Linked DNA regions of Homo sapiens: region 1 is linked to region 2. Evidence: read pairs that join two places in POLR2A ChIA-PET (ENCODE). Cell type or tissue: endothelial cell of umbilical vein. All regions are shown on one strand. Each heading gives the region's core, and the rest is flanking DNA. Links, peaks and the distances in the headings are about the cores only. Region 1 overlaps TBC1D1 (TBC1 domain family member 1). Region 2 overlaps WDR19 (WD repeat domain 19).

Region 1 (11,878 bases), core at 1,765-9,764, 1.1 Mb after region 2:
GCTCTGTGCTTAGAAGGACCTTGCACAAGGCTTCATGCTCTGTTGTCTCTGTCTTGAAATTCCTAATAATCTTTCAAGAAAGGGTTCTGCATTTTCATCTTGCAATAGGCCCTGCAAATTATGTACCAATTTAGGGGGAGGCAGCCCCCTAAGCAGCTTCCAGAAATAGCTATAGCCACCTTCCTCCCAGCCTTGCTACCGAGTGGTATGTTATGAGAAGGCAAACCTTGGGCCAAATTTTGCCAAACCAATGACCTTTATCAGCAAGCTGACAGGCAATAGGAACCACATAGAGCTTCTCACAGGCTCTGCACTCAAGCCTCCAACAAGCACTTCTCGAGAAAGGTTCAACCAGAGGAGGGCACCGTGGCAATCTAACGGCAGAGCCAGGCCATCCACAGTCAGGTCACACAGATGGAGTGTGGGGACCCGCTCGACAGGCACTGGCCTCCAGTTCTGCTCCATAGTCCCTGGAGCCAGGGTCTGGACGCCTTTCTAATCAACCACAGCCCTTGAACATCATCCATTTCACTAATAAAAAGTTACATGTAGCGCCCCTTATGCTAAGAACAATTCTCTGATGTGCATTTATTTCAATGGCATTTGAAGTAAGTACAAAATGGCCTCTGGCACGTGAAGCTCAGAATGGACTACCTAGCTTCTCTGAACCTTAGCTTCCTCTTTTTAAAAAGGGACAGAACACATAGTTTGCAGAGTGGAGAGTACACGTACAATGCCTAATGCAAATGGTTGCTATGAATGGTGTTCAATAATGGGCAATAATCTTCGGATAGACCACACACATTATAAAAACCCAGTTTCCAAACAAGAGGACAAAAGGGCACACTTATGACCGTTCTGTAGCACAAATGCAAAATAAATTACATTTAAAGTAAAGGAACAACTTTGCAGAGCCATTACTCTATTAACTATAACACTGCACATAAGCTGGGAAATCTCGCTTTCTGACAGCCTTCCAGAGGCAAAGAAAAGTTTCGTCCAAGCAACTAATTTTCACAAAGTTTGGAACTCACAAGCAGGTAGAACTGAAAGCTGAATTCCAAATAATAATAATCACCACCACCACCTAGATTCAGCAAAACACCTGTACACCCCACACTTTCAAATCTCTTGTTATTACCCAAACTGGTCAAGGCTTCCAGGATGCAGTTTCAGAAACTGTCATTGATTTTCTTTATGCAGAAAATCTGTCCTGCATGAAACTGGCCAAGCTAAAACACATCTTCCAGTGTGTTCTATGAGACTCCCAAATGCAACTTCCTGTCCCACTGCACAGCAAGACAGGCCTCTGGGTTCACTACCAGGCTGGGGAACAGCTGTGAGTCTCTGGCCTTCAGCTCCTGATTAGCGGTTAAGCAGGACAACTGCACCCATCTGACTTTGTAACACAGTCCACGTTTTACACGAAATTCTATTGGGGGAGACACTGTTTTCCTATTTTACATTCTTCCAGGTCAATAGTTCTCAATGTTTGGTCAGCCTGAGGACCCCTGGAGGTCGCTGAGATCCTTTTAGGGGTCCATGAGGCCCTCCCCCTGCTTTTCCTACTATAGATCTGTGCAAGGTCAGCTTTTGCTTTATATGCTTCAAATAACAAGCAAAACAGAATGAATGAAGCAAATAAAATTCAGCGGATTCTATTAAATCAGACATTAAAGAGATTTTTTAAATGTAGAAACAATGTCACATTTCTAACTAATTTTATTTTGGAAAACAGTCATTTTTTAATAATTTTTTATATGTATGAGTTTATTATAGCTATGTAAAAATAAATACGAATCAAATAAATACTAATCTCAGTTTTAATTAATTGGTAATATAGTAAATATTGATAGGAATTATCCATGGAAACAGAAGCTCTTTGGGCTACTCGATAATTTTCAAAGTGAATGGCATCCTTCCATCAAAGTTTGGGAATGGCTGTTCTAGGCTAACACGACAACTCACCCACATTCCTGAGTAAACACCAAGTAAAGAGGGAGAGGCAGGTCACGTGGGTAGAGAGTGGATGAGGGGGATTAAAAGCATTTCCTGGACAATCCACATTCGTATAATCCAGTGTTGAGCACTGTAGCCCTCCAGCTCCCATTTAGGAGGTACTAAGCTAGTGCTGATGGCATTCCACAAAGACCACCCATATGATGCGCACCTGCAGCAGTTGGCCGGAGCCGTGGGCAGAGCACCCCTGAGAACACACTCAGCCCCTCACACCCAACTCAAGGCACCTTAACTATGAGCAAAAGACTGTTTACTGTTTGTTGCATTTGTTCAGTTTGTGAACAGATTCTAGATTGAAGCTCTGCCTCAAGAAGACAGGAGAGAAGGCCACACACCCCATAGGAGAAGCATGCTAGCTCGGGAAGACACCAGCTCAGGGAAAGCTAATTTCTGCCAAACTCGAGGGAAGCTGGGTAAAACTGTGCAATCCTTCCTACAAATCTATCAGGATATGAGGCCTGCCTCTTTAAACTGCATTTTACAACTTACCACAAAGCAGAGAAGTGCAGGTCCTTTACATTTTTCTGTAAAGCAGATTACCTTCACATATAAAATGAGAATGGGACTGTTAAGTGGAGAGGGTCAAACATGGGCATTAAAAAACCCCTTTATAAAAAGACATTCGATGTGTCTTGTGGATCTAAGTGGAGAAATATGCCAGAAAGGCCTACAAGATGATCCACAATTCAAACATATTTCTAAATGACCTAGTAATTCCTCTTCATGAAGTGCTCCACAAAATTTTGCTCATCTAACGGATGTTCTTCCAGGATCAATCTTTTCCTTCTTTATCACTTGGAGGGGGAAGAGCCTTCACCCAGCAATTTTCAGGCAGGAATCCTATTAGGATCATCTGGGGGCTTGTTAAACCTGCACATCCCAGGCATCAGAAACTCAATAAGCAGCAGGTCAAGAATGGTGACCTCAGGGATGTGTTTTTCACAAGCCCCTCAAGAGATCTTGCAGGTGGTCCCTGTACGGTGCTGTGAGAAACCCCATCCCATCTCAAGAGTGTCCTGCCTTCCTCTATTCAGAGCCCATCTGACTGCATTTTCAGCGAGACTCCTGATATCTCGGCTCTGTTTACCATGTGGCAGCTGCTACAAGAGGCCAGAGGTCTCTTGCAGCAAACACGGGGCCACCCACAAAGCTATTCAGTCTCACGGTGGCTCTGCACAGTTGACTAACAAGTTTCTTTCTTTTGCTCTTTTCTCCAGGGAGTGGTACTGGCAAACCAGCAATCTGACACCGACCCTCTATCTCCTCTGCAGAAGAGAAACCCTACAACCTAATGATCTCTAAGATTCCTTCCTGGATGAAGATCTGGGATACTAACATCTTCTCACATTGTTGCATTTAGCTCTGAGCAGAATCTGAAATGAGACACTGAGGATACAAACACCCTTTGTAACCCTCAGAAGTTTAAGTCACTTGGTTATCAGTTGCCCAGTATCAGTCTTCCCACTAGAACGTGTGCTTCCCAGAGTGCAGGGAATCATCCTGAATGGCAGGGTTAGGAGATTAAGGGAGAGTCCTTCTAGGAGCAGATTGTTTTTGGGAAACACTTGAATGAGTCCAGTGGCTGCTCCAGTTGACTCCCACTGGCTCTGTGAGCCCAACTCCATGACCAGTGACATCAAGTGGGTAGTTTAAAATGGGGTGTGGGAGGACTAGTTGCACAATGGAAATCTGCAAACACTGAACACCAAGGGCTTCCTCTGAGGGGTGAGAGGAGCTGGTTATTAAACATTTGCCAGCACCACCGACTGACTTGAAAAAGGCAGGAAGATTCCAGACCTCTGTGAAAGGAAATCATACCCCACTTTATTCTTTCCTTTTATCAACGACATTTAGTTATTTCACTTTGGACTTAAAGGGTATATTCAGAATGACCAAATAAATATGATCCCACGATGTGATCCTGATAAGATCAGAGACAATGGCTCACTCTTCAGAATAATGTGTGTGGCTGGTGGTGCAAGAATTCATTAGGCTCCTCAACTGTGATTGTTCAACTGACCTCCATACAGCAACGTCCCCAACTGGACAGACAGGTGCGTGAGATAACAAGACTGCTGAATGTTACATTCTAGGTCCCTTTCTGTCTTTTGCCATGAAGGTTTCTCATTTCTCACACAGGACTTCAACTCAAAGATGGAAGAGAACACTGTGGTCCCCGCCAGCACCCCTGCTAGTGATGAGCAGCTCCACCTGCCCCTCAAAGTGCACGATGCTGCTCTGTGTGTCCTGGCCGAGCGAGGCAGCCCACCGCCTGGGAGAGGAGAAGGGGAAGCGCTCCCCTCTGCCTGTTTGTACTTGGTCATCTTCAATACTCTCAGCTGATTCCTTCCTTTTGGAGGTTCTCCTACTTCTCATCTTTTATGGATTCTAAAAAATCCAACCGTTCTCCTACTTCTCATCTTTTGTGGATTCTAAATGTTCTCCTACTTCTTACCTTTTATGGATTCTAAAAAATTGGATTATAGTTTCTTTTCTTCTGGACACCAGGCAGGCTTTATACATTTAGTAGAAGCAAACAATCAACATGACAGCTCTGCTGCTGGACCCGTGACCCACACGTGTAGTCTGGACACACGCTTAGCGTCTCGCGGCAGCACAGGCATGCCAAACATGTCTGGTATCCCTGATGGAGGATCTCTAGAAGCCCATCAAAAAATGGCACTTCTGGTCACCAAAAGATCATCAGACTCTTGCAGGGATTATAAACTGTGCCATCCCCTTACTGACCTATAATATGCAGATTAATAAAACTATAGCAATTGATGTGGGGGAGATTAGATGCATTCTTGCTTCTGCTTTCTGATCTAATGGTGCTCCTGGGTTTCTGGGCCTGTTGAAGTGTTCTTTCGGCTGAAGCCCTCCTATCATGGGAGAGGCTGCACGCCTCACTGGGGAATGCAGCTGATGGCTGGAAAGTGTTCTAGGCTGGGATGCTAGGGAGGGAGCAGATGATGTGAAGCCTGAAGGGGGTCCCTCAGGAGTTTCCCAGTGTCACTGGCAGCCCCCAGCGTGGTCAGGACGACAGTGGGAGCCCCAGACAGAAGACAGGATGCTGGGCAGTCCATGTTGTCTACCCAGGATAGAGAGTCAAAGAATAGACATGAAAACAGTGGCAATTGTCTGAGGGCTGGACAAATGGATGCAGATGGGTGGGGCAGGCTCCTGACCCAAGGCTTCAAGAATAATGTGATGAGTACCATCTGCTAAGCTGAGAGCAGTTGCCTCTGGCTGGTGTGATCTACCCCAAAGGAACATGATTCCACCAAAGCAGGGGTGGGGAGAGTTGTGCTGGCATGGAGTGGGCAGAGCCAAGAAACACAGAAGCAACATGGTGCCCTAGAAGGGATGTGGTATGGAGACTGAGGAGACCTGGGTTCCAGAACTCCTTCTGGCACTGAGTAACTCGCAATGTGGGCAGAGAACTCAAGCTCTTAAGGGCTCATTCATCCCCTCTAAGTTGGAAATAACGGCACGTGCCCAATTTCACACAGGATGTGTAAAGATGAAATTTGACAAAGGTTGAGAAAATATTCACAAACTGTAGAACACGACCCAGCCATGAGGCCTATTATTCTTACTCTTTGGAGGAAAACACATTGCCAAAAAAAAAAAAAAAAAAAAAAAACCTGTTTAGACTAAAAGCCAATTTCAGAAAGTATAACAAGAGGCAGGAAAACAAAAACCCATGAAAACTCAAAATATATCCAACCAACCATTCTGTTCTTCTGGCCAGAATATGAAGGTCACTTTTTAAGGAAAACTGAAATATGGATTTGATTTTGCTTTATACTACACACCTTCACTGGGCCTTGAGGTAGCCATGGTGTAGACTAAACAGAAAGTGTAGACTAAACAACTGACTTGGCCACAGCACAGCCTTGGGTGAGAGGAGTGGGGGAGGTAACAGGTGGAGTCTGGAGGAGCTTCTGTGGGAGGCCTCCCTGGGCGGAGTCAGCCGGGCAGGCAGGGCACCTGGGACTCCACTGCCGGGTCTAGGCCAATCCCAGTTTCCCCGTTCCAGTGGGGAGAGGAGACTGACCCCGGGGAGTCCCTGGAAAAAGCCTGGAGAGAGACACAGAGGTGACCTGGGAAATGCATTGCCTCACACGGAGGTCCTCTCAGGCCCTCGGGAAGTGTGTGGACAGCATCCAAACCGGAGGCCAGGCGAGGATGGGAAAGAGTGGGGAAGAGAGAGGGGGGTCAGCACTGTCAGAGAAGGGGGCAGCAGAGGGAGAGGGTGGGGAGAGGCAGGGATGGAGAGGACTTGAATGCAGCCAGCCCTGCCAGTGGACCGGGCTCCCACAGACCTCATGCCAGCTCAAGGAAGGCTGCCTGAGCCCTGCAGGGGAGGCCGTGGTGGGGCTCAGGCACACACAGTGCCTTCGGAGTGCACAGCCACGCCGAGGCCCTTGTTCTGATCTGGTCTCTTCTTTTCCCTCTGCAGAAAAGTGATGACATCTGAGCAACAAGAAGCAGGGGCTGATCGTGTCCGTGGAAGAATGAGGGGATACTGCAGGGGAATGAAGAGAAGAAGGTGACTGAATCCAGGAGGGGAGACACCTTCCCGTTCCTCCTCCCAGCCTTGGAGCAAGTGTGGGGAGCGGGGCTGTCTGCATTCCTCCCTTTCAGCCTCCCACCCTGAACCTATTTCTCACTTTGTTTCACATGATAGGAACATGATGGCATTTCCTGTAACTCACCATGTCAGCAAATGCAGCTACTGCCAATTCACAAAACTGCTTTCCTCAGGTCAGTGGGCCAAATGGGCCCCAGCTCCACCAAGGCATTGCCTTGGCCTGCCACTGCACAGCAACACGGGCCTCCTGCGCTCAGAGGGTCCCAGGGAAACACAGAGTGACAGTGGGTTCAGTTCCTGTCACCTCCCCTCAGGTGACTTTGTGACCATGGTCAACATGTGACCTCAGTTTCTTCATTTCTTAGAGAGGGTGCAGGCCACCTTCCCAGGGCTGTTGTGAGGGCCCATGAGATGGCGGTGCTAGTGCAGTGTCTCACACTCTGAATCTTAAAGATATTCTTTGAGCATCTGCTGTGTCACAGCCACTGTCCTAGAAGCCGAGGGTATAATGGCCAAACAGCCCCAGCCCAGTCCGCAGAGGGCTGTATCCTATAAGGGAAAAAGGCAATAAAGAGCCACTGCTGTATACTAAGGACAGGCGGGGGAGGTGGAGTAAGAAATACAGGTTCTGCTAAGAGCTGAATTACCATTCGACCCTGCAATCCCATTACTGAGTATATACTCAAAACAAAATAAATCATCCTACCAAAAAGACACATGTACTCACACGTTCATCACAGCACTATTCACAATTGCAAAGACATGGAACCAACCCAGGTGCCCAGTAACAGTGAACCGGATAAAGAAAATGTGATATATGGACACCATGCAATACTCTGCAGCCATAGAAAGGGACAAAATCATGTCCTTTGCAGCAACATGGATGCAGCTGCAGGTCATTACCCTAAGCAAACTAATTCAGAAACAGAAACCAAGCATCACATGTTCTCACTTAGAAATGAGAGCTGAACACTGGGTACACATGGACATAAAGATGAGAACAGACACCAGGGACTCCTGGGGGGTGGAGAGGGAGGGAGGAAGGCAAGGGTTGAAAAACTACCTATTGGGTACCATGCTTGGTTCCTGGGTGACAAGTTCAATCACACTCCAATCCTCAGCATCACACAATACACCTTTGTAAGAAACCTGCATACGCAATCCTGGAATCTAAAATAAAAGTTGAAAAAAAAGTGCAGCTTCCGAAGTCACACTGATTAGCGGCAAATCGGCTGTGTCACTTTCAGCAAGTTACGTAACCTGTCTGTTTCTATTTTCTCAACTCTAAAGAGAAACAGAACAACATCTACCTGATCATGTTGTAAGGATTAAAGAAAGGAGTTTAAGTCCCTTTGCACAACATTTGGCCCAAGGTGAAGTTAGGCAGCAGCAGTGATGATAATAAGCAGATAACGGTGATGATGAGAAATGTGATACGCACCATGGGGAGAGTGTGGGGTGCTACAGGGGGCTTAGCAAGACACCTCATCCAGTCTTGAGGTGGGAGAGGAGACCACAGTCAGGGAAAGTTTCTCAGAGATGATGTTCAAGCTAAAGAATAACCTTAAGTGGGGCCGGGTGTGGTGGCTCACGCCTGTAATCCCAGCACTTTGAGAGGCCAAGGCGGGAGGATCACGAGGTCAGGAGATTGAGACCATCCTGGCTAACACGGTGAAACCCCGTCTCTACTAAAAATACAAAAAATTAGCTAGGCATGGTGGCGGGCACCTGTAGTCCCAGCTACTTGGGAGACTGAGGCAGGAGAATGCTGTGAACCCAGGAGACGGAGCTTGCAGTGAGCTGAGATCACACCACTGCACTCTAGCCTGGGCGACAGAGCGAGACACCGTCTCAAAAAAAAAAATTAAAAAAAAAAATAACCTTAAGGGTTATGAAATTAACCTTTAAGGCTAGCTACGTGGCTTGAGAGGAAAGGACTTCATACTGCCTGATGCGGCTCACACTGCATCCTCTGTCGTGGCTGCAGGAACAATCAGAGAACCGGGCCACCGCAGGGCCCCAAAGCACTGTGTGTTCTGTGGAGCCTTCAGCAGCAGCAGCTGCAACCAGAACAGGTATTCTGGAAGCAGGGCCACATGCTCTAAAAGCAGCAGGGCCCATCTCCTACCACATCGAGCCAGCTCACCACCAGTAGAGACAGCAGCTTGGGTGATAGGCGGCAGGCAAACGGGAGTGCATTGCCACCTGGCCCTGTGCATGGCCACTGACAAGTCAGGAGGGCCCTCTGTGCATCATAATCACACCCCAGTTCAACAAGTCCTTCACAGTGGCAACTGCAAATCTATCCAATACAGTCATCCCTTGGCATCCTCGGGGGATAGGTTGCAGGAGTCCCCACAGACACCAAAATCCACGGTGCTCAAGGCCCTTCTATAAGATGGTGCTATGTTTGCACATAACCTACACACATCCTCCCATACACTTTTTTTTTTTTTTTTTTTTTTTTGAGACAGAGTCTCATTCTGTCACCCAGGCTGGAGCGTAGTGGCATGATCTTGGCTCACTGCAAGCTCCGCCTCCTGGGTTCACGCCATTCTCCTGCCTCGGCCTCCTGCGTAGCTGGGACTATAGGCGCCCACCACCATGCCTGGCTAATTTTTTTGTATTTTTAGTAGAGACAGGGTTTCACCGTGTCAGCCAGGATGGTCTCGATCTCCTGACTTCATGATCCACCAGCCTTGGCCTCCCAAAGTGCTGAGATTACAGGCGTGAGCCACTGTGCCCGGCCACATCCTCCCACACACCTTAAATCATCTCTAGATTACCTATAACACCTAATACAATGTAAATTCTACATAGATAGTTACTATATTTTAAAATCTATATTATTGTTTAGTTTTCATTGATTTTTCTTCCCAAATACTTTCCATCTGAGGTTGGTTGAGTCCCCAAATTCAGAACCCATAGATATGGAGGGCTGACTGTATATTGTTCCCATCTTCTTATTTTAAAAACTATTCAAGAGACAAGGTGCCACCCAGTTTCCAAAATAAAATCATTCAAGGCACACACACAAACTGCTTTCTACAATTTTTCTGATGAATTCTGTTTGTGAGCAGTAAAAATGAGGGAGTGGCTCCTGTAATTAAACCAAGCCTCGGTTCTGAACATCTATACGTTTTCCAGGATGTTCCTTCGGTTGACTGTAAAAACCTCCTATCAATATTTGAGTTACTGGACTGAACCACAATTATGACTGCAGCCTTAATGAACACCCTCCCTCCATGCCAAGCAAAGTTAACAAGCTCCCCAGTGAAAATACAGAGATTTTTATATGCTTGAAGATGACATTTGTGATTACCCTAGGGCTTTTTAAATTAAAAGTCTCAGTAGTAAATTTTGATTGCTAAACCTAAAGGCAGGTCAATACATAACTTGGACAGTCTCTTCAGATTTTTCATGTGAGTGAAACTTCCATTGTCATCTCCAATCGATGGCACAGACTTACCAAGGTCAATAAGAATCGCATGCTGCTGGGAAGTCAGCTGCTTTAAGAGTTCTTTGTATGGCACATCCTTTGGCTGCTGTTTGCTGGGAAACTGGTGTTTAAGGTGGAATTGCTCAGCTAGAAATTTCCAGATTTCACCTCGGTGATGACGTGGCACACCTTTAAAAGGGAGAGAAGACATGGAAATAATTTATGCACAGAATACAACTTAATAATAAAAATGAATTGTGTTTCATGTTCCATTTATCCAAATTCTTGTTCCTTTTTTTTTTTTTTTGAGACAGAGTCTGGCTTTGTCACCCGAGCTGCAGTGCAGAGGCACAATCACATCTCACTGCAGCCTCAACCTTGTGGGCTCCAATGATCCTCCCACCTCGGCCTCCCAAGTAGCTGAAATTATAGGTGCCCACCACCATGCCTGGCTAATTTTTTTTTTATTTTTGTAGAGACAGGGTCTCACTATGCTGTCCAGGCTTGTCTCAAACTCCTGGGCTCAAGCGATACTCCTGCCTCAGCCTCCAAAGTCCTGGGATTACAGGGATGAGCCATCATGCCTGGCCACTGGTTCCATTATTAATTAACAGCATAAGAACAGAAGGGAGGCAACTAAAACCTTGCCCTATTTGCTTCTTCCCCTACTTCCACCCCCTATTCTCCCCTCACTTCCCTGGCCCCTTCCTCCCTTCTTCTCACTTCTCAAATGTGTTATCATGTTCTGACCCTGTCAGACTCTGCAAGGAATAAAGAATACGACCTGAGCTCCAACCTGGTGCCAATTAACAACATTCTAGGGAAATAAAGCCAAGTATGAAAAATTGTCATGTAAGATGTGATCTCAGAAAGCAGAGAGAATCAAAAGGAAGTAGAGCTCAGATGAAAGAGAAGCTGGCTCATTTCTTTTTATTATTATTATTATTATACTTTAAATTTTAGGGTACATGTGCACAACGTGCAGGTTTGTTACATATGTATAAGTGTGCCATGTTGGTGTGCTGCACCCATTAACTCGTCATTTAACATTAGGTATATCTCCTAATGCTATCCCTCCCCCCTCCCCCCACCCCACGATAGGCCCCAGTGTTTGATGTTCCCCTTCCTGTGTCCAAGTGTTCTCATTGTTCAATTCCCACCTATGAGTGAGAACATGCGATGTTTGGTTTTCTGTCCTTGCGACAGTTTGCTCATTTCTAACTGAGCAATCAAGGTTCCACAGAATCCTTCATTTGAGTCGAGCCTTAAGGATGAGGGAAAAGGAAGAGAAAAGTACAAGAGAGAGGGAACCGAGAGTGATTCAGTTTGCCTCAGGCACAAGGGTGCATGTGGAAGAGAGCAGCTGGCAAGAAGGCTGGAAGGGTTATTGTGAGAGGCAAAATTGACGGCAAGAAACCTGCCCCACGTTTGGTAGCTCCAGGGAATCATGCATGTTTCTGAGCTGAGGTGGAGTAAGCTAATCATAGCTGAGATTCTGGAATTCTGATGAGGCTTCTTTCTGCAAGATAAGCTGCAAGAAGAGCCCAGAGGCTGGGTAGGAACTGACTGCACAGACATTGCCATGTGAGCATCCAACAAAGCTCTAAAAACAGAAAATGTCCAAGAGCCTCTAACTAATGCTTTGCATGTGATTAATTTGAATACTCACAGTGATTAAAAATGTCTAAAACTTAAGAAAATTCTCTTAAAGTCAAGGATGTTATTTAGGGCAAACCTAATTTTAAAAGGTGACAGTTTTGAACCAAAATTCTTTAGCTCATTACTCAGCTATTACAAGGCCAAAAAGGTGGAAAGGGGGAGAG
Region 2 (11,812 bases), core at 142-8,141:
TTAATCTGAATCTACTCTGTAATAAGCCTACTCAATTAACTAAGCTAATCCTATTCATTTATTTCTTTTTATTTCACACATAGATGAATATTATTTTTGTTCTCATATAAGTCTAATAAAATTAGTATTCTATTCCTATAAATTTAGAAGTTTAAAACAGGGGTCAGCAAACTATGGCTTATGGGCCAAATCTAGTCAGGTGCTGTTTTGAAAATACAGCTTGAGTGGAACAAAGTCACTGATCAGCCCACTCTTTTTTTTTTTTTTTTTTTTTTGAAGACGGAGTCTCACTCTGTTGCCCAGGGTGGGTGGAGTGCAATGGCGTGATCTCACCTAACTGCAACCTCGGCCTCCTGGGTTCAAGTTATTCTCCTGCTTCAGCCTCCCGAATAGCTGGGACTACAGGCGCATGCCATGACACCCGGCTAATTTTTTGTATTTTTAGTAGAGACAGGGTTTCATCGTGTTAGCCAGGATGGTCTTGATCTGCTGACCTCATGATCCGCCCGCCTCGGCCTCCCAGAGTGCTGGGATTACAGGTGTGAGCCACCGTCCCCGGCCCAGCCCACTCTTTAATGGATTGTCTGTGGCCACTTTCCTGCTACAACAGCCAGACTGAGTAGCTGCGATAGAGACCCTATGGCCCGTAAAGCTTGAAATATTTGCCATTTGGACCTTAACACAAAAGGTTTTCCGACCTCTGGTTTAAAACATGAACATAAATGCCAATTAAACTTTTTGTGGAACCTCTACATGAGTGAATATATTACATCCATCTATCTATTCATTCATCCATTTATCTATTCACCTATCCATTTTTTCATCCAACACACATTTACTGAACTCGTTACATGCTTGGAAACATGATACAAAAATCAACCACAGTTGCTGTCCTTAAGGCAGTCACAATTGGGGAAGGTGGAAGAGACAGATAAGGAAACAAATGACTATAGCATAGTTTGACAGAGGTAACTGAGTACTTACAATAGGTAACTCTTTGTGCTAAGTCTTTTGCATAAATTCTCTTACCCTAATAACCCTACCCACTAAGTATTATTATTATGTCTCCTTTATAGATTAGGAAAATGAGGCTTAGAGACGTCAAAAGACTAGCCCAAGGCACACAGAGGTAAGTGGTGTCATGCTCTTCACCACTGTGTATACTGCATCCTGGCTCTGAGGCAACACATCAGAAAGACCCCAAGCAGGACTGCCTGTGGTGGTGGGGAAGTCGGGGAAGGCTTCCTGGAGCAGGAGATGGCTCCACTTATCGCTGATGGGTAAAGAAAGAGGGGTTACTACATTCAGAGCAGGGAAAGGGCATTCCAGGAAGAATCATGAAATATATGCAATTTCAGCAGCCAGTGGAACAGAGAGGGACTTGAGTGGAGACAGTTGAGCTGGTGTTAAATCATGAAGTGCCTAGTAGGTCATAGAGGTCCCCCAGGAATGGATTTGTTTGTAAAGGCAATAGAAAGTCACTGAAGGATCCTGAGCAGGGAAATAAGAGGATCAAATCACATCTTCAAAAGTGTGTGGAGAACAGATGAGATCGTTACAAGGCTATTGGCAGACAGAGCAGTTAGGAAGTGGTTAGTTACATTACACATTATTCCAGGTGAGGGCCTGGGTAAAGATGAGGGAACACGGGAGGAGGAAAGGAGCTGGTGTATATGTGTGTTAAGGCATGTGCATGTGTGATTACAGTGAGGGAAAATAGGGGCCTGTGGAAATTGATGAGTTCAGTTTTAGAAAGGGCAAGTTTGAAGAGCTCATGGACTTCCAAGGACACATGACTGGAAGGTAGTTGTAAGTACAGGTTTAAGATAAAGACACAGATTTTAGAGTCAGCTTCATATGGGTGGTATGTTGAGCCATGTTAAGCAGAGGAGATTCACTCAGGAAGAATAATTAGAGTAAGAAGAGAAGGAAACTCATGAGACCCCAATAAACAGCAGCATTTAAGAGAGGCTCGGAAGAATTAGAACGTCAAAGGAATTCACGGTGGCTCTAGGAGATAAGAGAAAAAAACAGTAAAAGGAAATTATAAGCAAAGCAAAATCAAACCTCACTATGATGAAGTCAAGATATTGTTGAAATAATTAGGTTTATTTTATTAGGATTTCCCAATAACTAGGCTCTCTGGAAGCTTAGAAACCGTTTTGTTCTTAAGGGCTTTTCTTGTAATAAAGTACTCATAATAAAAACAGCTGACTATCTTATCTGAGCCTCACAATATCCCTGTGAAATGAACAAGGTAAGTGCTGTTATCTCCATCTATTGAATAGGATTTGACATTTTATCAAAAAGACACCTGCACTCATATGTTTACTGCAGCACTATTCACAATAGCAAAGTCATGGAATCAACTTAAGTGTCCATCAACAGATGACTGGATTTTAAAAAGTGGTGTGTATATATAGATATACACACTATGGAATACTACTCAGCCATTAAAAAAATGAAATCATGTCTTTTGCAGCAATATGGATGGAATTCGAGGTCATTATCCTAAGTGAAATGCCCCAAAGTCAAAAACTGCATGTTCTCACTTAGAAGTGGGAGGTAAACAATGGGTACACATGGACATACAGGTGGAATAATAGATACTGGCAACTCCAAAAGGCGGGATGGTGAGACAGGGTTGAGGGATAAAATACTACCCACTGGGTACAGTGTTCACTATTCTGGTGATGGGTACATTAAAAGCCCAGACTTCACCATATGCACTATATCCATGTAGCACAACTGCACTTGTACTTCTACATTTACAAAAAAAAAAAAAATTCTTGCAAGGATAAAGAATAAAGCAATAAAATAAGATAGAATAATTATAGGATTTGACCTTTAAAATCACAAAAGCAAATGAGAAGTTCCAAAAGAAGTGTGTGAAAGCCTACCTCTTTAGCATTAAATTCTGTGCCAGCATTGGTCTCAGTTCGTCAGGCCCCGTATCTTTTAAGTTGCTGAGAAAGCCATGGGTGCTAAGGTAGATGTTGTTTACTTTTCCACTCTGTGTTTGGCAGGTCAGCTCTCCATTATATAGCAGCAAAGGTTTATGAGCAAAAGGAACTTTGGTGCTACCAGCCAAAATAACCTTGGCTCCTACATTATAAAACAGACATCGCAATGCTGAAAGCTAATACTCAGCACAAACATCAGAAAGAATGTTTTAATTTTACTGCAATGGGAAATTCATCTGTCAGCGAATATACACAAAAGGGGTTTAGTACCTTGTATAGTGTCCTTGTGAAAGACATAAGTGTACACCTTATCATCATCATAAGCAATAAATACACCTTTATCCATTGGCCAGTTTTCCCAAAGAACACCTTTAATGGTTGGTGAAAAATCTGGAATCTCATAGGTAGCGTCATTGACCTACAAAATAAAATTTACAGATTTGCCCCAAGTCTGTACTTGAATCATTATCATTTGCCGTGGTAGAAGCCTGTTTGCAGCCTTAGCTGGCTTAGCTTACTGAGTCATATTCAACCTAACATCACTCCAACAACAACAGGAAAGAAAGTTTCTTTTTCCATTCCTATCCTAGGTCTGGCTTGAAAAAACTATAGTTATTTGGAAAAGCCAAGGTTTGATCTAAAATCTGGCAAATTTGTAGGAGAACCCACAAGTCTAGACACAAAGCTTCAGGTTAAGGAAAAAAAATTAAAGCTGCTCAGGATGACAGAAATTTAAACTACGAACACACTTGTACTTGTGTTTAGAAATTTTTCAATAATACTGAGTATTTGATAATAGTGGGTATTAAGAAACAAATTAACTCACATGATTGAAGTAAATTACACTAGGGATACTTTATTTCAAAAGCTTCTCTAAAATGCATGTCAACAAATATAAATATACAATCATCCCTCAACATCCATGAGGGATTGGTTCCAGGATCTCCCACGGATAGCAAAACCCACAGATGGCCAAATCCCTGAATAAAATGGTGTAATATGTGTATAAACTATGTACACCCTCCCTTATACTTTAAATCATCTCTAGATTACTTATAATACCTAATACAATATAAATGCTATGTAAATAGTTGTCATACTGTATGGGGAATATAGACAACAAAAGTTTTCTGCACAGGTTTAGCACAGACAAAACCATCCATTTTTCCCCTGAATATTTTTGATCTACAGTTGGCTGAATCCATGGATGAGGAACCCACAGATAGGGTGGGCTGACTGTAATATTATACTAAATAAGCTGTTTACAAAAATCAGTCCATATAAGTCCTGTGAACTCAGGCAGGTAGGCTTGTATATATCCTGAATAGGGAACTGAAAAATATCTGCCTCATCCTACTCTCAAAATGAGAATGAAATATAAAATTCTTGCAAATAATAATTCATACTACAAAGCTGTGTTATTTAACATAGTAGTTGCTATTATAACATCTACATGTAGCCAGATGTACCTATTAAGCACTGAAATGTGCCAAGTCCGAATTGAGATATGTTTAAGTGTAAACTACACAGAGAGTTCGCATGAAAAAAAGATTGTAAAATATCTCATTACTTTTTTTATATTCAATTACACATTGAAATGATAATATTGAGATACCATTGCACACCAGTCAGAATCGCGATTATTAAGTCAAGAAACAATAGATGCTGGCAAGGCTGAGGAGAAAGAGGAACGCTTTTACACTGTTAATGGGAATGTAAATTTGTTCGACCATTGTGGAAGACAGTGTGGCGATTCCTCAAGGGTTAAATTAAATATATTAAAATTAATTTCATCTGTTCGTTTTTTATCTTTTAAAAATGTAGCTAATAGAAAATTTTTAATTACATATTTGGTTCACATTATATTTGTATTGGACAGTGCTACTTACAAGATATTGTACTAATTACTTCATTTAATTCTAACCTTATACTCTAGAAGACAGATACTATTATTATTCCCGTTTTACAGATGAAGAAACTAAAGTACAGAGAAATCTGCCCAAAGTCACACAGCTAGTAGGCTGACGAGCCAGTATTTGAACCCAGGCAGTCTGGCTCCTGAGTCTCTGCTTCTAACCACTATGCTATACTGATTCTCACTTTGTATAGATGAGCACATCAGTGCCACTGGACTAGTGGCCGAACTGTTTTCAAAAAAGATTTAGTGCTTATTATGTGGCTAACACTATACTAAAAGCTTACATGCATCATCCTATTTACTTTTCATTTAACAACCCTACAAAGTAGGTACTAGAACTGTCTCCATCTTAGACAGACAGAAAAACTGGAAATCCAATCAAAGTGAGAGCTCTTTAACAGAAATTATCAAGAAAAAGAGAACTGTAAATGGAGAAAGTAAAAATGATTGAAATCACCTTGTTTAAGGCTGACCTTACTCCTTACCCTTTTCCTAGCAGCTACACCCTATTTCTGAATTTAACTCCTGACAGATACCTGATTTACCCTCCTACTCTCTTGTATATTCTGTCTAAGCCACAGTTTCTAACTGTGGTGAACGCACACAGGGGAAATTCAAGGCAGCTCTAATTAGTTCCCTGTTATAGAAAGGAAACCTATACAAGGTGGAATTTCTGTATTAAGTAGAGGAAACTCGAGGTTTATCTTCATTTATGTCATCCTCATTTGCTTTGCAATTGGGAGAGGAATGCATTGACTAAGAACTAGCAGATTAGGAATTTGGCATATATAATCCAGGTACATCTGTGGAAATTTGTTATACTTGTCAAATAAAGAAAGAAAAGAAAAAGAGAAGAGAAGGAAAGGAAGGGAAGGGAAAGGGAAGAGAAAGGGAAGGGAAGGAAAGGAAAGGAAGAAGGGGCGGGCATGGGGAGGAAGTAAGTCTTTGTATCAAGTGAAGTGTAGCAGTGAGGAGCAGGCTGTTTACATTGGGGAGACAACACAGTGAGACCTAGGCACCTGGAAACAGTATTAAGGATGGGTCCACAAGCAGCTGTAGCTTATGTGAATTTGACCAAAAACACAGTAAACCATTAACAGGATATAAAAAGTAAATGAAAAATCCAATTGTAGTTAACTAATGTAAAGGCACATCTCCTTTTTTCTAAATCTATTTTCAAAAAAGTTAAGGATGTTTAAAAATATGAGTGACTGATTTTTAAAATGGGTTCATCCATTTTTACTCATCTAATACAGAAATACCTGTTCCTTGTGCTCAGGATCTTCAAGGAAAGAGGAAAATCAACTGAGGTGGGCAGAAGGCACAGATAAGCTCACTGCCTATTGGGAGAGAAAAGTCATGTACAGGCAGATACACTATAATTATTGTATTGTGCAGTAAGTATATGATAAGTTTGAAAGTGGTTTAGGATATAATAACTATTTTTCCCATTAAAAATCTTTCTGGGATGGCCACTATGAAAAATTACAGAATAATGGAAAAAGTTTTCTTGATATGAGAAATCTATCATAAACATGATATTATGAAGATGACAGCAAAGAACTACAATCCTTGGCACTAATTAATAGAAAATTTTACATGAGATAGGCTTTAAACACTTTTTTTCCCTATATTGCATTTCAAAAAATAAACATTTAAAAATGTTCCAGACTTACTGGACAGTAAACAAATCCATCACTTTTTTCATCAATGAAAACTAATCTGGTCCCATTTGGGTCGGGAAAAATCTTTTTCACACTGACAGGATGTCGATAATCATTAACGAATTGCCAGTCTTCAATGTAGAAATACTGAACGACACCAGTCTAAAAAAAAAAAAAAATCCAGCCATGAAAATATAAAAGGTAGTCAAGGAAATCCTAACTTTCAACATTTAAATTAAACATATGTTCTAATTTTAAGAGAAAAATGTCATGTTTTTGATGAAGTATCTAAGAATAATATTTAGTATATGTGAAAGGTACAGACTCAAGAAAATAAATAAAATGGGAAAAGCTGGGCGCAGTGGCTCTTGCCTGTAATCCCAGCACTTTGGGAGCCCACGACGGGCGGATCACAAGGTAAGGAATTCGAGACCAGCCTGGCCAAGAGACCAGCCTGGCCAATATGGTGAAACTCCATCTCTACTAAAAATACAAAAATTAGCTGGGCATGGTGGCGGGCGCCTGTAATCCCAGCTACTTGGGAGGCTGAGGCAGGAGAATTGCTTGAACCCAGGAGGCAGAGGTTGCAGTGAGCCGAGATTGCACCATTGCACTCTAGCCTGGGCAATACAGCGAGACTCTGACTCAAAAAAATAAAAAATAAAAAATAAAAATAAAAATAAAATGGGACTGTACCTGTGATTAAACAGTCTATTAATTCTAACATTCTTAGTGATATTAAAGCATAATTGATTTTTAGATTTCCTACTTGCTAGAAATACCCCTATTATATAGGAGTAACTTTTAAATACATTATTTCAATTTTTTGCTATTAATAAATTAGAAAATTAATTTTAAGACAAAAAAATCCACCTGATAGAATCAACTGAATGTATATTAGCAATGAACATGTACATACCAAATTAAAAATGCAATACCATTTACAATTACTCAAAAAATGAGATACTTGGGTATAAACTTAAACATAACATGCCCAGGACTTGTATGCTGAAAATTATAAAACACTAATGAAAGACACAAAATATTTAACTAAATGGAGAGGTATACTGTGTTCATGGATGGGAAATTAACATGTTAATTATTCCCATCTGATATAAAGGTTTAATATCATTCTAATAAAAGAAATTTCAACAAGATTTTTTTGTAGATAGACACACAATTATTCTAAAATTTATACAGACTGATAAACTAGAAGAGCTAAAACAATTTAGAAAATAAAGTGGGAAATTAGTCTACCCAATTTTAAGGCTTTCTTTTTATAGCTATAGTAATCAAGACTGCGTAGTATTGGTGGAAGAACAGATACACAGATCAATGGAAGCCTGAAATAGAGACAGATATGTTCAACTGATTCTTTTTCCTGTTTTAAAGATGCCTGTATTTGGCCAGGCGTGGTGGCTCATGCCTGGAATCCCAGCACATTGGGAGGCCGAAGTGGGTGGATCACGAGGTCAGGAGTTCCAGACCAGCCTGACCCCATCTCTACTAAAACATGGTGAAACCCCGTCTCTACTAAAAATACAAAAATTTGCTGGGCGTGGTGGCGTGTGCCTGTAATCCCAGCTACTCAGGAGGCTGAGGCAGAAGAACCTCTTGAACCCAGGAAGTGGAGGTTGCAGTGTGCTGAGATCGCGCCACTGCACTCCAGCCTGGGCGACAGAGCGAGACTCCATCTCAAAACAAAAACAAAAACAAAAAATGAAAAACAAAGAGGACTGTACTTTTATTCTTATTTTTAATAGCTTTATTGATATAATTTACACACTATAAAATTCACCCTCTTAAAGGATACAACTCCATGGTTTTTTGTATATTCATAGAGTTGTGCAATACTTCATCACAATCAATATTAAAACATTTCATAACCTCAAAAAGAAACTCCACTTGGCTGTCAGTCCGTATGCCCTTCAATGGGCAAATGTTAAACAAACTAAGTACATCCATACCATGGAATACGACTCAATAACAAAATGGAACAAACTATGGATACACACAACTTAGATGAATCTCCAGAGAAGTCTGCTGAGTGAAAAAAAAGCCAATCTCAAAATATTGCATACTGTTTGATTCCATTTACACATTATTGAAATGGCAAAATTATGGAAATGGAGAACAAGTTGTTACCAGGGGTTAAGAATGGGGTGGCAGCAGAATTGTTCTGTATGTTGACTGTACCAATGTCAATATCCTGGTTGTGATTACTATAATGTTACCACTGCGGGAAACTAGGTAAAGGGGTACCTAGGACTTCTCTCTGCGTTGTTTCTTACAACTGCATGTGAATTTTACAAGGATCTCAAAACAGAAAGTTTAATTAAAATTTAAAAAAAGGTAACATTTTGGACTTCTATTCAGGGCAAGATAGAGAAGGATAATCTTTTCAAAAAATGGTGCTGGAACAACTGGATATCATTTGCAAAAAGTGATCTATACCTCATGGCATAAACAAAATTTAACTCAATGGACCTAAATGCAAAACATAAAACTATAAAATTTCTAGAAGAAAACATAGGAAAAAATTTTGTGACGCTGGGTTAGGCAAAGATTTCTTAGCTATGACACCAAAAGCATGATCCATGAAAAAATAAATTGATAAACTGGACTTTGTAAACATTAAAAAAAATCTTCTCTTTGAAAGACACTATTAAGAGAATAAAAATACAATCTGTGCGCTGGAAGAAAATATTTGCAAAGCATACATCTGATAAAGGAGTTGAATCCAAATATATATAAAGAACTCTCATAAATCAATAAGAAAACAACTCAATCAAAAATTGGTCAAAAAATTTGAACAGACGCTTCACCAAAGATATACAGAAAGCAAATAAACATATGCTAAGTGCCACATCATTAGTTCATTAGGAATCCAAATTAAAATAACAATGATACCACTACACATCTATTAGAGTGGCTAAAATGAAAAAGACTGATTATGTCACATCTTGGTGAGGACAGAGAGGAACTGGAACACTCACACACTGTTGATGGGAATGTAAAATGGTACAACCGATTTAGAGAACAGTTTACCAGTTTCTTGAACATGAATGTTGATAGAGGCTTTATTTGTAAATACCCCAAACTGGAAATAACTCAAATGTTCACCTATAATTCTTGGATAAGCAAATTATGATATATACATACTATAGACTACTACTACTCAGCAATAAAAAGAAATGAATTACTGACACACACAACAGCATAATGCATCTCAAAAAAATTAATGTTGAATAAAAGACAAACAAAAAGTAGTGCATACTTTATGTTTCCATTTATATGAAACTCTAGAATATACAAACATTTATTACATTTACAGTTACAGAAAAAGCATGGGGTGGGGACAGATGAGAGGGAGGAATCATAAAGGAGCAGGAGAAAACTTTTGGGGGTGATGAGTATGTTCACTATTTCTGAGCCTCAAACTCCTGAGCTCAGGCAATCAGCCTGCCTTGGCCTCCCAAAGTGCTGGGATTACAGGCATGTGCCACCACGCCTGTCCAAATTGTATAACTTTAATAGTGCATTTTTTTGCATATCAATTAAACTTCAATAAAGCTGCCAAAAAACATGATATTTTCTGAATCACTCAAGAATGAAACCAGGATAGTTGCTGCTTTATGAACAGACTACTACACTTATTCCAAAAGCACTGTGGCATAGTGGAAAGAGTAGATTTTCCATCAGGAAATCTTAGTTTAAGTTCCACTTTGCTACAGACTTGCTAGCCTCTCAATCTTCAGTATCTTCCTCCTGAAAATTTCCCTGTGTATTTTATAGATAATGAGATAAAATAAGTGAGATCAGGGCTCTATAAACTATTAGTGTCATACAAATTTCCTATTCCATATTTTTCCATATCACCAAATTACCTGATATATGAGACCTACCTTACTGATGTATATTATCTCAGAGACTTACTAGTTTAGGTCAAACATAAATTTTAAAAAGTCTCTCAGATGGCAACAAGCATGCTTTAAAACATGTTCTTTTAAAAAAAATAATTTAGGCCAGGCTCCTGTGTCCCATGCCTGTAATTCCAGCACTTTGAGAGGCCAAAGTAGGAGGATCACTTGAGACTAGGAGTTCAAGACCAGCCCAAGCAACAAAGGGAGACCCAGTTTCTACCCCCATCAAAAAAAAAAAAAAAAAAAAAAAAATTAATTAGCAGGTTTCTAAAATAAATAAATAAATAAATAAAAAGAAAATATAAAAAATGTTTCAGCTGGGCACGGTGCCTTGCGCCTGTAATCCCAGCACTTTGGGAGGCTGAGGCGGGTGGATCACGAGGTCAGGAGTTCAAGACCAGCCTGGCCAAGATGATGAAACCCCGTCTCTACTAAAAATACAAAAATTAGCTGAGTGTGGTGGCGGGTACCTGTAATCCCAGCTACTAGGGAGGCTGAGGCAGAGAATTGCATGGGCGACAGAGAGAGACTCTGTCTCAAAAAAAAAAAAAAAAAAAAAAAATCAAGGAGGTCTGTTTCTAAAAAAAAAAAAAAGAAGAAGAAGAAGAGAAAAAAGAAAAATAATTTAAAAAACTAAAAATTAGCACGACATGGTGGCATGCATCTGTCCTAGCTACTCAGAAGGATAAGGCAGGACGATTGCTTGAGCCCAGGAGGTTGTGATTGTAGTAAGCTATGATTGTGCCACTGCACTCCAGCCTGGGTGACAGAGTGACATCCTGTCTCTAAAAAACAATAATGATAATCATAATTTCATGTGAGAAAGTGGAAACTTTTAAAGTAGTAAATAACTTTTTGTTTGTTGTTATTGTTTTTTGTTTTTTTGTTTGTTTGTTTGCTTTTCAGACGGGGTCTTGCTCTGTCACCCAGGCTGGAGTGTAGTGGCGTGATCTCAGCTCACTGGCAACCCACCCCTGGGGCTCAAGTGATCTTCCCACCTCAGCCTCCTGAGTAGCTGGGACCACAGGCACACATGACCACGCCCGGCTATTTTTTTGTATTTTTATTAGAGATGGGGGTGTCGCCATGTTGCCCAAGATGGTCTTGAACTCCTAAGCTCAAGCAATCCACCCGCCTCGGCCTCCCAAAATGCTGGGATTTTAGGTGGGAGCTACTGCACCGGCCACTATTTTGCTAAAGTGGAAAACAAAGCATTTTCTAACAACTTAATTCTTTTACAGACTGAACAAGGTAACAGGCATGATATGCTTTGAAAAATCTGTGAAAACTGTTTACAAATATAAGATGCTATAACTAGTTTATGTGCATGTGGCTAATGTAATA

Evidence for each region. ChIA-PET counts read pairs that join two places held together with the same protein. Peaks named below come from ENCODE experiments on the same cell type or tissue, not always from the same donor. Only the 100,000 strongest peaks of a DNase experiment are listed, where the experiment ranks them.
Region 1: POLR2A ChIA-PET joins it to region 2 with 8 read pairs; 1 of 35 experiments calls an interaction of 5 or more read pairs at or near these places.

Annotation. Positions count from the first base shown.
Region 1 is chr4:38,101,365-38,113,242 of GRCh38, reverse strand. TBC1D1 (TBC1 domain family member 1) reads right to left here. Exons shown (of 22, transcript NM_001396959.1): 17 at 10,086-10,244. Among named protein-coding and RNA genes, the nearest start is that of PTTG2, 150 kb to the right of the region's middle. RefSeq lists an enhancer at 6,446-7,121. In endothelial cell of umbilical vein, for the core only: no CTCF peak of the experiment used is centred there; a DNase peak (open chromatin) is centred at 6,722.
Region 2 is chr4:39,219,779-39,231,590 of GRCh38, reverse strand. It overlaps WDR19 (WD repeat domain 19), which reads right to left. Exons shown (of 37, transcript NM_025132.4): 15 at 6,558-6,707; 16 at 3,234-3,381; 17 at 2,901-3,105. Among named protein-coding and RNA genes, the nearest start is that of WDR19, 43 kb to the right of the region's middle. In endothelial cell of umbilical vein, for the core only: no CTCF peak of the experiment used is centred there; a DNase peak (open chromatin) is centred at 3,490.